Linked DNA regions of Homo sapiens: region 1 is linked to region 2. A link is an interaction called in ENCODE POLR2A ChIA-PET data of the cell type or tissue named here. Cell type or tissue: A673. All regions are shown on one strand. Links, peaks and the distances in the headings refer to the core of each region. The heading gives the core; the rest is flanking DNA.

Evidence for each region. ChIA-PET counts read pairs that join two places held together with the same protein. Peaks named below come from ENCODE experiments on the same cell type or tissue, not always from the same donor. Only the 100,000 strongest peaks of a DNase experiment are listed, where the experiment ranks them.
Region 1: POLR2A ChIA-PET joins it to region 2 with 20 read pairs; 1 of 35 experiments calls an interaction of 5 or more read pairs at or near these places.

What each region holds. Positions count from the first base shown.
Region 1 is chr2:23,897,505-23,904,588 of GRCh38, reverse strand. All of the region lies in intron 1 of ATAD2B (ATPase family AAA domain containing 2B), which reads left to right. It also overlaps the pseudogene RPS13P4. Among named protein-coding and RNA genes, the nearest start is that of ATAD2B, 26 kb to the left of the region's middle. In A673, for the core only: no CTCF peak of the experiment used is centred there; a DNase peak (open chromatin) is centred at 3,488; H3K27ac peaks cover 786 bases.
Region 2 is chr2:25,224,436-25,231,403 of GRCh38, reverse strand. It overlaps DNMT3A (DNA methyltransferase 3 alpha), which reads left to right. Exons shown (of 23, transcript NM_022552.5): 23 at 1-3,530. Among named protein-coding and RNA genes, the nearest start is that of LINC01381, 24 kb to the right of the region's middle. RefSeq lists enhancers at 1,171-1,901, 4,818-4,877, 4,888-4,967, 5,018-5,147. In A673, for the core only: a CTCF peak has its summit at 2,429; a DNase peak (open chromatin) is centred at 2,453; H3K27ac peaks cover 811 bases.

The sequences.
Region 1 (7,084 bases), core at 1,406-6,405, 1.3 Mb after region 2:
TTTCTATAAGAAGCCAGGTTGTCTTTTCTTAAAGAAAAAAAAAAAAAAAAAGGAAGGAAAATCCTTTCCTCCAAGTCTAAACTATTCTTTCTTTTTTAATTCTGACACTTTTGTAAGACTAGCTCTGTAGTCATCACCTGTACTTGCTCACCACTTGCTCCATTATTCACCTAGTGTTTTCCACCCCGCATTTCACAGACATTGCCCTGTCAGAAGTTACAATGATCTCTTACTTACAAATCCTCAGGTTTATCAGCTTTCTTCTGTTAAAGTCTTTTTGGAGCAGTTTAACTCCTCTTGTTTTAGTGAGAGACTATATTTGTCTCTGATTTTTATGACATCTCTTGTGCTTATCCCCATTAATTAGGCATTTTTTTAAGGTTTTGACTTCTGCCCTTCTGTTTTTATACTCTGTACGTTACCTATGATCATTTTCTTTTATGACCATGTTTCATATCTGTCTCTGCTCCTTAACTCACTTCAACTCAGAGGTGTGTTTCCCATAGCCTGATAGACCTCTCCTTAGATTTCTGGCTATAATTCCAAACTAACTTTCCAATTTTAATTCAGCATTATACTTCTCCCGTCATCACCTGTTCCCTGGCTCCCCACACCACCATCACCACTACCACCACCACCACCACCACCAACAACAACCGGCACTTTTTATACCTGCCCTTACTGTATTTATTTTGAATACAGCACTGATATCGCTAATCTAGTTATTTTGTTTTCTGGACTAAATTTCTTCTTTCTGATTTTCCCAATTCTAAATGAGGCCGTCATCAAGTTTTGATTTAATCTAGTGGTCTGCTAATTAACTTAGTTCCATGCATCTCTCATTTTTAAATGCTATACTTGGCTTCATTCTTTTTGTTTTTAGATTAAAATCCAGCTTTTAGATTTCTGACAAATTTAGATCTGGGCATGAAGCCTTCCTTGAAAACCAGAGCAGCATCTATTCATTTCTAGTTATTCTCAAGTTCTTTTGCCTCACTTTTTAAGATTTATGACAGAATAATAGTCACTATTTATGGTAGCTGATGAGTATGGTTTAAGGGACTGTAAAAGTCAAGGAGAGAATGGTTTTTACAAATTGAAAAAAGTTATCTATTCAAAGAGGTTAGAATTAAAAAAGTTGCTTAAGTGGGGATGACTATATCTTTTCATTATTTAATTTCTGTAGGATTTTACATTATTATTATTATACTTCTCTTGGAAGTTATCTCATCCTTGGATTGTGTTCTGGTATTTTATGTGCCCCATTATTAAGTTGTTAGAATACATATTCCCACTTCTATAGAAGACTTGAAAACAACATTTATTTATTTATTTATTTATTTATTTATTTTTGAGACACAGTCTTGCTCTGTTGCCCAGACTGGAGTGCAGTGACGTGATTATGGCTCACTGCAACCTCAACTGCTGGGGCTCAGGTGATTCTCCCACTTCAGCCTCCCAAGTAGCTGGGACTGCAGGCATGGACCAGCACACCTGGCTAATTTTTCTATATTTTTGTAGAGACACGGTCTTGCCATTTTGCCCAGGCTGGGCTCGAACTCCTGAGCTCAAACAATCTGCCCACCTCAACCTCTCAGTGTTGAGATTACAGGCATGAGCCACCATGCCCGGCCAAAAACATCCTTTAAAGTCTACATCAAATAGGTTATTTATTTATTTATTTATTTAAAGAGACAGGTCTTGCTGTGTTACTCAGACTGGTTTCAAACTCCTGGCCACAAGGATCCTACCGCCTGGGTCTCCCAAAATGTTGGGATTACAGGTGTGAGCCACTGTGCTTGGCCTCAAGTAGTTCTTATCCATCTTTTTTACCACTGCCTTCCACGTCTTATGTACATAGTAGGTCATCAGTAAATGTTAGTTAACTGAAATTATTTCCCTTATGCCTGAGGTACTTTTCCTACTCATGGATTATAATCACTGTGACACAGATTGCTAAATGGCTGTGGGTAGATTGCATAATCTTTTAAATATCTTTGTCATGAAACTGGTAACGCCTTCTCTCAAAGGGTTAGGTTATCATTAGCTAGTAAAATGCTTTGAGGGAAGATGAAAAAGTTAAGGTTGAGGGTTATGATCATCCTATTAAGGGTGAATTGTTAGCATCAGGTTTGTAGGTAGAAGCTTTCCCAAAGCTTGAAGTTAATTAAATGGTGCTGAAGTAATTATTTTGTACCTGTTTACATCGTGGTTGCTTACTTTACTTAAATCCCTAGATTTCTTTGGAGGGAAGGAGTCTTTGGTAATCCTCTTTATTCTGAGGTCTCTGTCATAGAGCCAAATCAAGATTGAAACCCTCCCGTGACAAAAAAAGTAAATATACCAGTACATTGTAGCAGTTAGGATGATGTGCTTTGTATTATACTTGAAGTATGTTATATGCCAGAGGTCCTCAGACTTTTGTGTACTAAGAATCATTTGGAAGCCCTTGTTAAAAACGTTTCACCTCCAGAGATTCCAGTCCAGCAGGTTGTAATTTTTAATGAGTAATGCAGGTGATTTTTGATTCAGGTAGTATGTAAACAACAGTTTGAGAAATACTTCTGAATGGAATTGAAAGCCAGTAGAATATGCAAATGGCCAATAAATAAATGTGCAAAACTCACTTAAATTGATATTCAAGTAACTATATACTTGGATTATTTTAAAAATTCAAATATTTTACTACTTTTTTTTTTGTCTTCAGTTCAATGGTACATAGTACTTATTTCCAGAGTATGTTTGGGAAACTAGTACCTGCAGATATTCCATGAAAAAAGAGAGCTTGATCAAATAAGTTTGTGAAATGTTACATACTTTATTTCATCCTTAGAGATTTATTTTGCATGTTATCATAATACTCTTAGAAGTTTTGCAGCAAAAAGCCTTGGACCTCATCGTTTCCCAAACTTAATTCACCATGAGCCCTCCTTTCTTGCCCCTAATAATTTATATTAATAATTTGTGAACAAATTTCCAGAAATTTTGTTTGTTGTTTTTCCTTGTTATCATGGAATTTTAAAAAATAGGGTACGTTTTTGTAATTCAGGAGCTTAAAATCTTGCTAGAATTTCAAGACTTGGACATGACACTTTAAAGATGATAAATATATAATGCTAAGTTGAAATAATCAAGTGCCCAAATGTATAGTAGGGCTGCAACTAGTAGCAGGGATAAGCTTAATTTAGGCTAGATTCTTCAGGGAGATTTCATGAAGAAAAAAAAAAAAAGGGTCCTGAGATAGGTCTTGAAGATGAATGATCAAATTTGATTGGAAGGAGTAATGCTGGCCTGGGCTATCTAAATTGGTACAGTAGTTTATAGGTACTAGTTTCTGTATCACAGATACACTCTAGCTTAAAATACATGATGTTGCTTCCTCAGTGACTCCTTTTTTTTCGATAAACAATCATTTTATTACTTGAGTACGTAGACAAACTTATGCAACCAGGGCAGAGGCTGTGGATGACTCATGTTTCCAGTTGGGTGGGAGGATTTGCTTGGTCTTGTATTAATAATATTGAGCCAGTCGGTGAATTCATCTATCAGAATCAGATGGAATTTGGCATCCTTATCCTTTCTGTTCCTCTCAGCATGCTTTCGAATAGCAACTGCTTGCTTAATTAAACAGTAGAGATCCTCAGGGAGATCAGGCGCAAGTCTTTTGGACTTAAGGATTCTTAAGATTGTATTGCCTGTCACAAAAATATACTTGTGCAACACCATATGAGCCTCAGGATCACACTGATTTGTGAGGGAGGCAGACCCTTCTTGGTCAGTTTGTAAGTCTGCTCCTTCATGTCATCAGATGTCAGCTTCAGCCAAGTGGGAACCTTGCAGTGACAGGGCAGAGCCGATTGAGACAGGCCCTTCCCAGGAGTGCACATGCGACTCATGATGGTGGCAGTCAGGCGGTCCAGTGACTACGTCTTGAATATGTTATATAATAATGCTTTTCAAACTCTAATGTGCACATGAATCACCTGGGGATCTTTTAAAAATGGTTTCTGATTCAGTGGATCTGAGGGTGGAGCCTGAGATTCTACATTTCTAATGAGCTTCCAAATAGATCATGCCCATGTTGTTGGTTCACAGACCAGAATTGGAGTAAAGAATGTCTTGGATTAGTAATTCAGTTAGATGACCTTTAATGCACACTTTAACCTTGGGAGTCTGTAAATATACCAGGTTGGAGTGGATGAGCTAGTATAAAGAAAACTAAAGCTGGGCGTGGTGGCTCATGCTTGTAATCCCGGCGCTTTGTGGGGCCGAGGTGGGAGGATCTCTTTAGGTCAGGAGTTTGAGAACAGCCTGGCAATGAGACTCTGTCTCAAATAAAATAAAATAATAAAAATATAAAATAAAAAGTAAGAGGCCAGGCGTGGTGGCTCATGCTTCTAATCCCAGCACTTTCGGAGGCCGAGGCTGGCAGATCACGAGGTCAGGAGTTTGAGACCAGCCTGGCCAACACAGTGAAACGCTGTCTCTACTAAAAATACAAAAATTAGCTGGGCGTGGTGGCATGCACCTGTAATCCCAGCTACTTGGGAGGCTGAGGCAGGAGAATTGCTTGAACTGGGAGGTGGAAGTTGCAGTGAGCCGAGACCACTGTACCCCAGCCTGGGCGACAGAGCTAGACTCTGTCTCAAAAAAAAAAAAAAAAAAAAAAAGTAAGAAAACTGTATTAGAAATGAAAGGACTACTGGGCGCGGTGGCTCACACTTGTAATCCCAGTGCTTTGGGAGGCTGAGGCAGGCGGATCACAAGTTTGGGAGTTCAAGACCAGCCTGGCCAATATGGTGAAACCCGGTCTCTAGTAAAAATACAAAAATTAGCTGGGCGTGGTGGCATGTGCCTGTAGTCTCAGCTACTCAGGAGGCTGAAGCAGGATAATCGCTTGAACCCAGGAGGCGGAGCTTGCAGTGAGCTGAGATCATGCCACTGCACTCCAGCTTGGGTGAGAGAGCGAGACTCCATCTCAGAGAAAAAAAAGAAAAAAATGAAAGGACTAAATTTAAAAACACTCATTTGAGTATAGTATGGTGACTGACAAAGGATTGTTATAAGATTGAAGTATATCTTAAATGATTTTCCACCCTGTGCTGAATATAGTTTGGAAGTAGCTAGCTGGCTTTTCTTGGGAACTTAACCTAATAAGTGATGGTGTATTATAAAACTAATACACCATCTTAATTATATACATGCTCATATTTGAATTTCAATTATTTTTTCTTTTGTGCCTTTTAGTACCAGTGTGGCCTTGTGGCTTTTTTTTTTTTTTTTTTGAGATGGGGTCTTGCTCTTTCGCCCAGGCTTGGCGTGATCACAGCTCACTGCAGGCTTGACCTCCTGTGCTCAAGCGATCCTCCCACCTCACCCTCGCTGAGTAGCTGGGACCACTGGTGCATACCACTATGCCCAACTAATTATTATTATTCTTTTGCGACAGTTTCCCTCTTGTTGCCCAGGCTGGAGTGCAATGGCATGATCTCAGCTCACTGCAACCTCCGCCTCCCGGATTCAAGCAATTCTCCTGCCTCAGCCTCCCAAGTAGCTGGGATTACAAGCATGGGCCACCATGCCTGGCTAATTTTGTATTTTTAGTAGAGATGGGGTTTCACCATGTTGGTCAGGCTGGTCTCGAACTCCTGACCTCAGGTGATCCACCCGCCTCGGCCTTGCAAAGTGCTGGGATTACAGGCATGAGCCACTGCCCCTGACTTAACTAATTTTTATTTTTAAGTTTTTTGTAGAGATAAGGTCTCATTACGTTGCCCAGGCTAGTCTGGCACTCCTGGCCTCAAGCAGTCGTCCTGCCTTGACCTCTCAAAGTTTTGGGATTTCATGTGTGAGCCACTGTGCCTGGTCACAGATATTTCTATATGGTAGCATATTGAAAAGGATTATAGATACTTCTTGACAAAAAGAGTCAAACTCTGTAAAATATTTAAAGAGATTTATTCTGAGCCAAATATGAGCAGCCATGGACCAAGACACAGTCTCAAGAGGTCCTGAGAACATGTGCCCAAGGTGGTTGAGTTATAGCTTCATTGTATACATTTTAGGAAGACATATGACATCAATCAGTACGTGTGAGGTCTACATCAGTTCAGTCTGGAAAGACGGGAAAGATGGAGGGCTTACAACTGATAGGTGGATTCAAAGATTTTCTAATTGGCAATTTGTTGGAAGAGTTATTTTCTAAAAACCTGGAGTCAGTATAAAGGAGTGTCTGGGTTAAGATAAAGGGTTGTGGAGACCAAGATTCTTATTGCATAGATGCAGTGGCCTCCCTTAGAGACAATAGGTGGCAAATATTTTTTGTTCAGACCTTTAAAAGTTGCTGGGCGAGGTGTGGTGCCTCCCACCTATAATCCTAGCACTTTGAGAGGCTGAGGTGGGCGCATTGCTTGAGGCCAGGAGTTTGAAACCAGTCTAGGCAATATAGTGAGGTCCCATCTTAACAACAACAAAAAATTAGCTGGGCATGATGGCAGGTGCCTGTAGTCCCAGCTACTTGGGAGGCTGAAGCTAGAGGATTGCTTGAGTCCAGGAGGCAGAGGCTGCAGTGAGCCATGATCACATAGATTGAGACTCTGTCTCAAAAAAGAAAAGAGATTTAGGTATATATGTATGTGTATGTTTATATGTTTATATATTCCTTAGCTCTCTCTGCTGAGAGCACTTAATTGCAGTGACGCCTCAGTAACAGTGAGCACACGTAGTGCCCAGCTTTTGGTTTCTAAATACTATCATTGACTAAGAGGAACCAAGGCCCCTTGGAGAAATGCTAATCTAGGGCCAGAGAGGGAAAGTATAAAATAAGCCTACAGAATTCAGTTGTGCCAGAAAGTAAGGAAGTACTCAGAATGATGAGGATGTGTCAAAAGACACAGGAATTGCTTTGAAGGGGCTCACATTAGCTAAATCTCACATAATTTGAGCAACAAAATAAATAGAGTAGGAAATTATAATTTGTAGAATAAAATAAGAATCCATGATACTGATAAAAATATAAATGAATAAATGAATTTGGGGGGACAGGTTAAGCTCTCTGTTAAAATGCCAACTACAAATGTAGAAG
Region 2 (6,968 bases), core at 1-5,000:
TGTTTAAGATCATGCCCAGTTGCTTCCTGTCACCTCTTGACAGGTGGTGACTGGGCTGCTGTGGGGCTGGAGCAGCGAGGAAGGGAGCCTCTGCCCCCTCAGTGGAGTCCCTGTGCTAACTGTGGTGCTCACCCAGCTCCTCCTTGCTCCCGCGGGGCTCTGTCCTTCGGGCCTGGAGTCCACCAGCGCCACTCCAGGAGGGCTGGGGGAGGAGGGGCTGCCTCAGGCAGTCCAAGGTGCTCCCTCCCCCGCTGGCCAATGCTAAGGTCTTCCCGGCTCCCAGGGTCAGGACAGAGTCTTCTAAGGCTCAGGCTCTCCCAAGCCACTGCTTAGTGACAGTTAGCCTTTCCCAGCGGCCCAAGCTCCACCGGAACTGGGCCTGGTGCTCCAACCAAAGGGTTGGTGTTGGGACTTGGGAAGAGACTTGGTAGCCAAGGGCATGGCAAGCCTGGGGGATTCCTGTGGGCCGGCTTGCTCGAGGAGGGAGTGCTGGGCACAGAGGAGCCCTTATGGCTGACAGCTTGAGAGCACTTGTTCCTCCAGATCTAGCCACTTGACCAGGCCCTAGAATGGACCAGATGCCCCAGGGGTCATGGCCCCCCCCCCCCCCCCCTTGCAGGGACGAGAGTTAACAATCACCAGCTTTTCTTCCGGCCCAGCCTGTGTGCTTGGTCTCACAGTAGAATTTAGGAGAGTGTGGGGCTTTGGGATTGTGCCAACTTGGCCAAGCTGAGATATGCTTAATCCACCTCAACGCTGGGGCCTCTGGGGACAGGTATTGGGTCACCTTCCAAGGGGTGCTGAACTTCAGCAGGCTGTAGATAAGGCAGAGGTTAGAGGCAGTGGAGTGGGGGAACCAAGAAGGCCTAGGGAAAATTGCCAGGCATATTCCCTGTGGAATTTTCTTTCCGAAGAGTAGGCCCATTTCCCCCTTAGAAACAAGGGTTCTGGGGGCTGATGACAGCTTCCCCTGCAGGTGCCAGGTGGCGCATGATGCCAAAGAGATCCGTGGCTCTTGCCTGGGGGAGGTAGCCAGGTGCTCGTGCTGGGGACACAGTCCTTGGCCTCCTGCCTAAGCAGGAAGCTAGTTTCCAGCAGGCGGCTGGTACTAACCCCCCGCCCCACGGGAGCGACAGGCTGGTGCACCGGCAGACTGGGGGGCCGCAGGCGGGCACTAGCAGGGGTCTGCAGTCCATAGATGATGACATGAATCTGTTGCTGTCCTTTTGTCTCTAGGCCCCAGAGACTTCTTGCTATTGAACATCCTATTGGAAAGCAAACTTTCCAAGAGAGCACCCGGGACCTGTTAGCTTTTGAAACAGGCCTGGGTGTGATTGACTGGTAGAGATGCCTGTGTGATTTTTGGCGCATTGCAGGAGTGTGGATTGGGACAGGCACCCCAGCAGGAAGGAAGGCTGACACCAAAGGGGTCTCACAGGGCCCAGCTCCCCTTGCTTCCCGATAATTGGCCACCAGGCCATGGCGACTCTGGGGAAGCCTAGATGGGAACACCCACCTTCTCCAGCAGTAGAAGGAATATTTCAGCAGAGCCATCTGGGAGATGTTCTTATAGGAAAACTGCAGTCATTCATTTCATAGTTTTGCTTATATAAATAGAGTACATTTGGGAGGCAGTTTTGAATTCCTGTTGCTACTCTGCTTGGTGCGGAGTTGCAGTGGCCCCAAGTGTCTTTCAGAGCTGTTGCTTTTAGGATCCCCCTCAAGCTGTGGGTTAGGGCCAGGGCAGGGAGGGGGTGCTGCCTGGCACTGTGCCCTGAAGAGGGCTGCTTGCTTCCTTTGGTCGGGAGCACGGCAGAGCCAACATTCTGGTGGGAACCGAGTTTCTAGCCAGGCCCCTGTTTTGGTCCCGGGAGGTGAGTAATCTGAGTTTGTCATTGCGTATTCTCCACGCTGCCTGCTCTCAGTGCTGGAGACTAGAGAGCGACCCTGGAGTTGTCCTCTGGGAGTCCTGCCTGTTTGCCAGGGAGCAGCTGAAACCTCCCCGCTCCCAATCCCGGGGGTGGAAAAGGTGTAGTGGAGGAATGGTCTGGAGCTGGGATGGCCCTTCTGGCCATGCCCTGCTGAGCCAGGATTAAGGAAAGTGTCAGCCGCCTCCTTACCAGGCCCTGTGCTGGGGTCAGGAGGACCGGGAGGAGAGGGAAGGGGTGAGAGGATGGACTCTGCTGTTGTAGTGTGAGCTCTGGAATCTTTACGTTTTGGTAAAGGCAGGCCAGGGTCTTTGAGGATCGAGTTGGGGAACCTTGCCTCTGTGTTTCCGAGACCCAGCTAAGGTGGGCCTTTGGTGGGTGACCTGTCTCTGACCCGAGGCAGCAGAGTTTTGGGGGAGGGAGAAACAAGCAAGGAGCAGGGAGGACAAGGACACAAGATCCCTTTGCTGGTGGTGACTTACTCACTTCCCCCACCAGAGGGCCTGGGACTCCCGAAACTCCCGTAACTGGAAAGCTCCCTGGCTCAGCTCCACTGGGGGGTGAGGAGGGCGGCTCCCTCAGCCCCAGCCTAGCGGCCTCCAACCCTGTGCCTGAGAACATGAGCAGCGGTCTAAAGCATCCCCTAGTCCCATTTCACTTCACAGACCGATTTGGTTGCACAGCCCTAGAATTCAACAGACAACAAAAATGCTGAAATTCCTTAGAATACGCAGAGGGAGGAGGTGACTCACCAAGGTGCTAAAACATTTTATTAAAAATATATATTGTTAAATTAAGTCTGCTGTCTGGACAATGACTGTTTGTTTTGTTTTCTTGTAGTGGAGTTTAAAAGAGACTATTATTTTACTCTGATATATTATTATTAAAAAGGCATTTTAACTTTGTACTTGAAAACTAAATGAGCGATTTCATGTGTTTTAGCTGAGGCATTGAAGTAGCGGGTGCTTACTTATTTGTGGGAAATCATGTATTCATACTGAAGAATAAACTCCGTAGCTGATTTGGTAATAACTTTTACTGTTACAGACGATTTCGCTTTGACCCCGGTGGCAGAGCACTTTTACTCCACATTCCACGCAGCTAAATGCAGGACTTCCCAGACTCTTCCCTCCCCAGCCCTCTTTCCTTTCTCTTAAGTTCCTCTTTTCTCCTTTATTATTATTATTTTTTTTTCCTGGTTCCAGCATCCTTTCACCACTGTATTTTTTTTTTTTTTTTTTTTTTTTTTTTTTTTTTTTTTTTTTTTTTTTTTTTAGGGTTGCTTCTCTATTTATTGACAATAATAATGTACATTTCACAGTCTGGTTCTAGGACATTCAGGGAAGGGCGAGTGGGGGCCCGAGGGGTCCCTGCCCCACCCGCCTGGTGTCCTGTTGTATCTCTGTGTAAGTGATGCTCGTGACATAGCTGTTTATGAAATAATTAAAGAGGTCAATGCGTACAACAGATGTAGAAAGTCTGTCAGTTCCGCCTTCATCACATTTTTTTTTGTGCCCAGAAGAATATAATAAAGCTCCTTTCTAATGTACTTGTGCTGGAGAACACTTGAATAAATGGACTGTTTTTGTGCAAAAAGAAAAATGGAAAAGCACCGTAATAATGTCGTTTTGTCTTGCGTCTCCTTTCCCTGCCATGACTGTTCACAGCCTCCTCCAGGGGGCTCAAGTACCTAAGCGGGGAGGTGCTAGCGTCGGGCCCAGATGATGTAGGGCCTCCCTAAAAAACGTCACCTGTGTGAGCATCAAATTAGTAAATGGGAGCTGTCCCCTGGGTGCAGGAAAGAGTTTGGTTGACTGGAAGCTGAAAAATAAGTTATGGTGAGACAGGGTTGCTGGGAAAGCAAATTCAGCTCTGGGCTGAGCAACAGAAGTTTTCATACCAGAGCAGGGAGAAGAGCGCGCCTTATGCCAATGCCTTGGTCAGACACGGCGCGAGGAGGATTTTTGAACCTAGGTACTCAAACTCTAAACAGGGTTTTGGCAACAAGCGAGCATCCAGAGTGGTAGATGGTCGGGAATGTCAAGGGGCCCCAGAACAAATCGGGGCATTTGTCCTAGAAAAAGCAGGAATTGGTAGGCCAATGTTTGTAAACACGGACAGGGCGAGCCCAAAGGGCCGGGGTCTTTCCAGGTGTTCCACAGGCAGGTGGAATGGTGTGGGGGAAGCCAGTGTCAGCTCAGCATAAGGGGAGGGAGGTCCCTTTCCCTGCTCCAGCCAACAATGCAAGGGCCACCTTGAGTGCAGTGACAGCCACTCAGGGATACCCCCAGTTTTCCCTTCAGACCCCAAGTCTGAGTTCCTCTCACTGTATGGCCCTCCCCAGAGCTGTCTTGCAAGTGGACAGTGCCTCATGGTCTGCAGAGCCCTTCACCCAGTGTTCCCTTTGTCTGCATGACTCAATAATCACTAGTTCTCTGTCCCCACCTATCTAAAGTGACCATCTGGCTGGGCGCAGTGGCTCATGCCTGTATTCCCAGCACTTTGGGAGGCTGAGGTGGATGGATCACCTGAGGTTGGGGGTTCAAGATCAGCCTGGCCAACATGCTGAAACCGCATCTCTACTAAAAATACAAAGATTAGCCGGGTGTGGTGGTGCACGCTTGTAATCCCAGCTACTTGGGAAGTTGAGGTAGGAGAATTGCTTGAACCTGGGAGGTGGAGGTTGCAGCGAGCTCTCATTGCGCCACTGCACTCCAGTGTGGGCTGGATACAGAGCGAGACTGTATCAAATAAATAAATAAATAAATGTGACCATCTGAATAAATGCAAGAACTGGGATGATTCATACCACATCTCAACTCTAAGACCTCAAGCATCTGTGTTTCAGTTTCATCTTCTAAGTGCCTAGCAGGTCTAGCCAGTGCTTGCTTCTCTTAAAGAAGGGTTACTTGGCTGGGCATGGTGGCTCACGCCTGTAATGCCAGCACACTGGGAGGCCGAGGGAGGTGGATCACTTGAGGTCAGGAGTTCGAGACCAGCCTGGCCAACATGGTGAAACCCTCTCTCTACTAAAAATACAAAAATTGTCCAGGCATGGTGGTGGGCACCTGTAATCCCAGCTACTCTGGAGGCTGAGGCAGGAGAATTGCTTGAAACCGGGAGGTGGAGATTGCAGTGAGCTAAGATTGTGCCACTGCACTGCAGCCTGGGTGACAGAGTGAGACTCTGTCTCAAAATAAAAAATAAAAAAAAGAGGAAGGGTTACTCAAGGTTTCTCTCTTACATTAGGTTTCAGGGAGGTTTAGGACTGTACCACTTCACTGGAAGTATTGAAAGAAATTATAAGGGGAACGTTTGAGGAAAAGGGGACAACCCTACTAAACTAACAGGTTTTTTCCTCATGGGCACGTCTTTCTTTTTTCACAAAGTTGTAACTATACATTTAACTTGTACTTTTTCTTAGTATTTTTCAGTGTTGATGTAGAATTATTTTTATTTCAATAGTTTTTGGGGTACAGGTGGTTTGGTTACATGGATGAGTTCTTTAGTAGTGGAATTTTTTTTTTTTTTTCCGTGAGACAGAGTCTCGCTCTGTCGCCCAGGCTGGAGTGCAGTGGCACAATCTCAGCTCACTGCAAGCTCCACCTCCTGGGTTTACGCCATTCTGCCTCAGCCTCCCGAGTAGCTGGGACTACAGGCGCCCGCCACCATGCCCGGCTAATTTTTTTTTGTATTTTTAGTAGAGACGGGGTTTCACCGTGTTAGCCAGGATGGTCTCGATCTCCTGACCTCATGATCCACCTGCCTCGGCCTCCCAAAGTGCTAGGATTACAGGCGTGAGCCACTGTGCCTGGCTGGAATTTTTTTTTTAAATGGCTTCGTGGCACTTTCTTGTTGGATATTTGTTTCTATTTTTTTATTTTAGCTACAAATAGAGCTTCTGTAAACATCTTTATGTTTTGGCTTTTTTCTGTCCATATTTTGTATTTTTTCCTTAAAATGGATTCCCAGAAATAAAACTTATTGGAGCAAAGTAGCTGCACATTTTGGTTGGCTCCTCACACATTTGCCTGGTTCTTCAGCTCTCAGGCTGTCAGTTCAGAAAGAAGCAAACCTGGTTCTTAGTTGGACCAATTCAGAAATGTGTTCATCTCAGTGGGGAAGTCAAGACCCAAGATTTTTTTTTCTTTTTGAGAGTCTAGAAATTAGCAAGAAGCAAGAGGTATAAGCAATTTCATCTGGCCACTGAATTTTGAAAATTAGCTTATCTGGAGGAATCCTGGTAGGAGATGGAACTCGGACTGAATCTTCAAGACTTAGCTCCAAAGAGAGATGGGAGGGCTGGGAGAGGTGGGCATTGGTGCCCTTTAGCTCTGGAAGCCATGCCTGATTGTCCCAGTGTCATCAGAGCTGGGAGTGGGAGGTCTGGCAAGAACTTACGGGACAGAGGGAGCTACTGGAGCCATTTGGTTAATAAATACCATTCTGTGACAGGCCGAGTGCAGTGGCTCACACCTGTAATGCCAGCACTTTGGGAGGCCGAGGCAAGCAGATTGCCTGAGCTCAGGAGTTTGAGACCAGCCTGGGCAACATGGCAAAACCCCGTCTCTACTAAAATTACAAAAAATTAGCTGGGCGTGGTGGTGTGTGCCTGTAATCCCAGCTATTTGGGAGGCTCAGGCAGAGAATCACTTGAACCTGGGAGGGGGAGTTTGCAGTGAACCAAGATGGCGCCACTGCACTCCAGCCTGGACCACAGAGAAAAACTCTGTCTCAAAAAAAAAAATAATAATAATAATAATAATAATAATAATAATAATAATAATAATAATGATCCTGTGACAGTCCTGAGTTTAAGCAAGGCGTCATTTGGTGGCAGAGGGGTAAGGAGAGACAGGAGAAGGGTCAGGGCTGGGCTGAGTCAAGGTAGTTGTGAAGTGACAGGTCCGCAGTCCCTGAGACCGCCTCAGTGGGCAGCTCCAGCCCTGTGTCTGCCTGGGTGTGGTGGAGATGCTGCGCACCGGGCCCAGGCTTGCCGGGTCAGCACAGTGGGTCTCGAGTGGAATGGAGGAGAGAGGG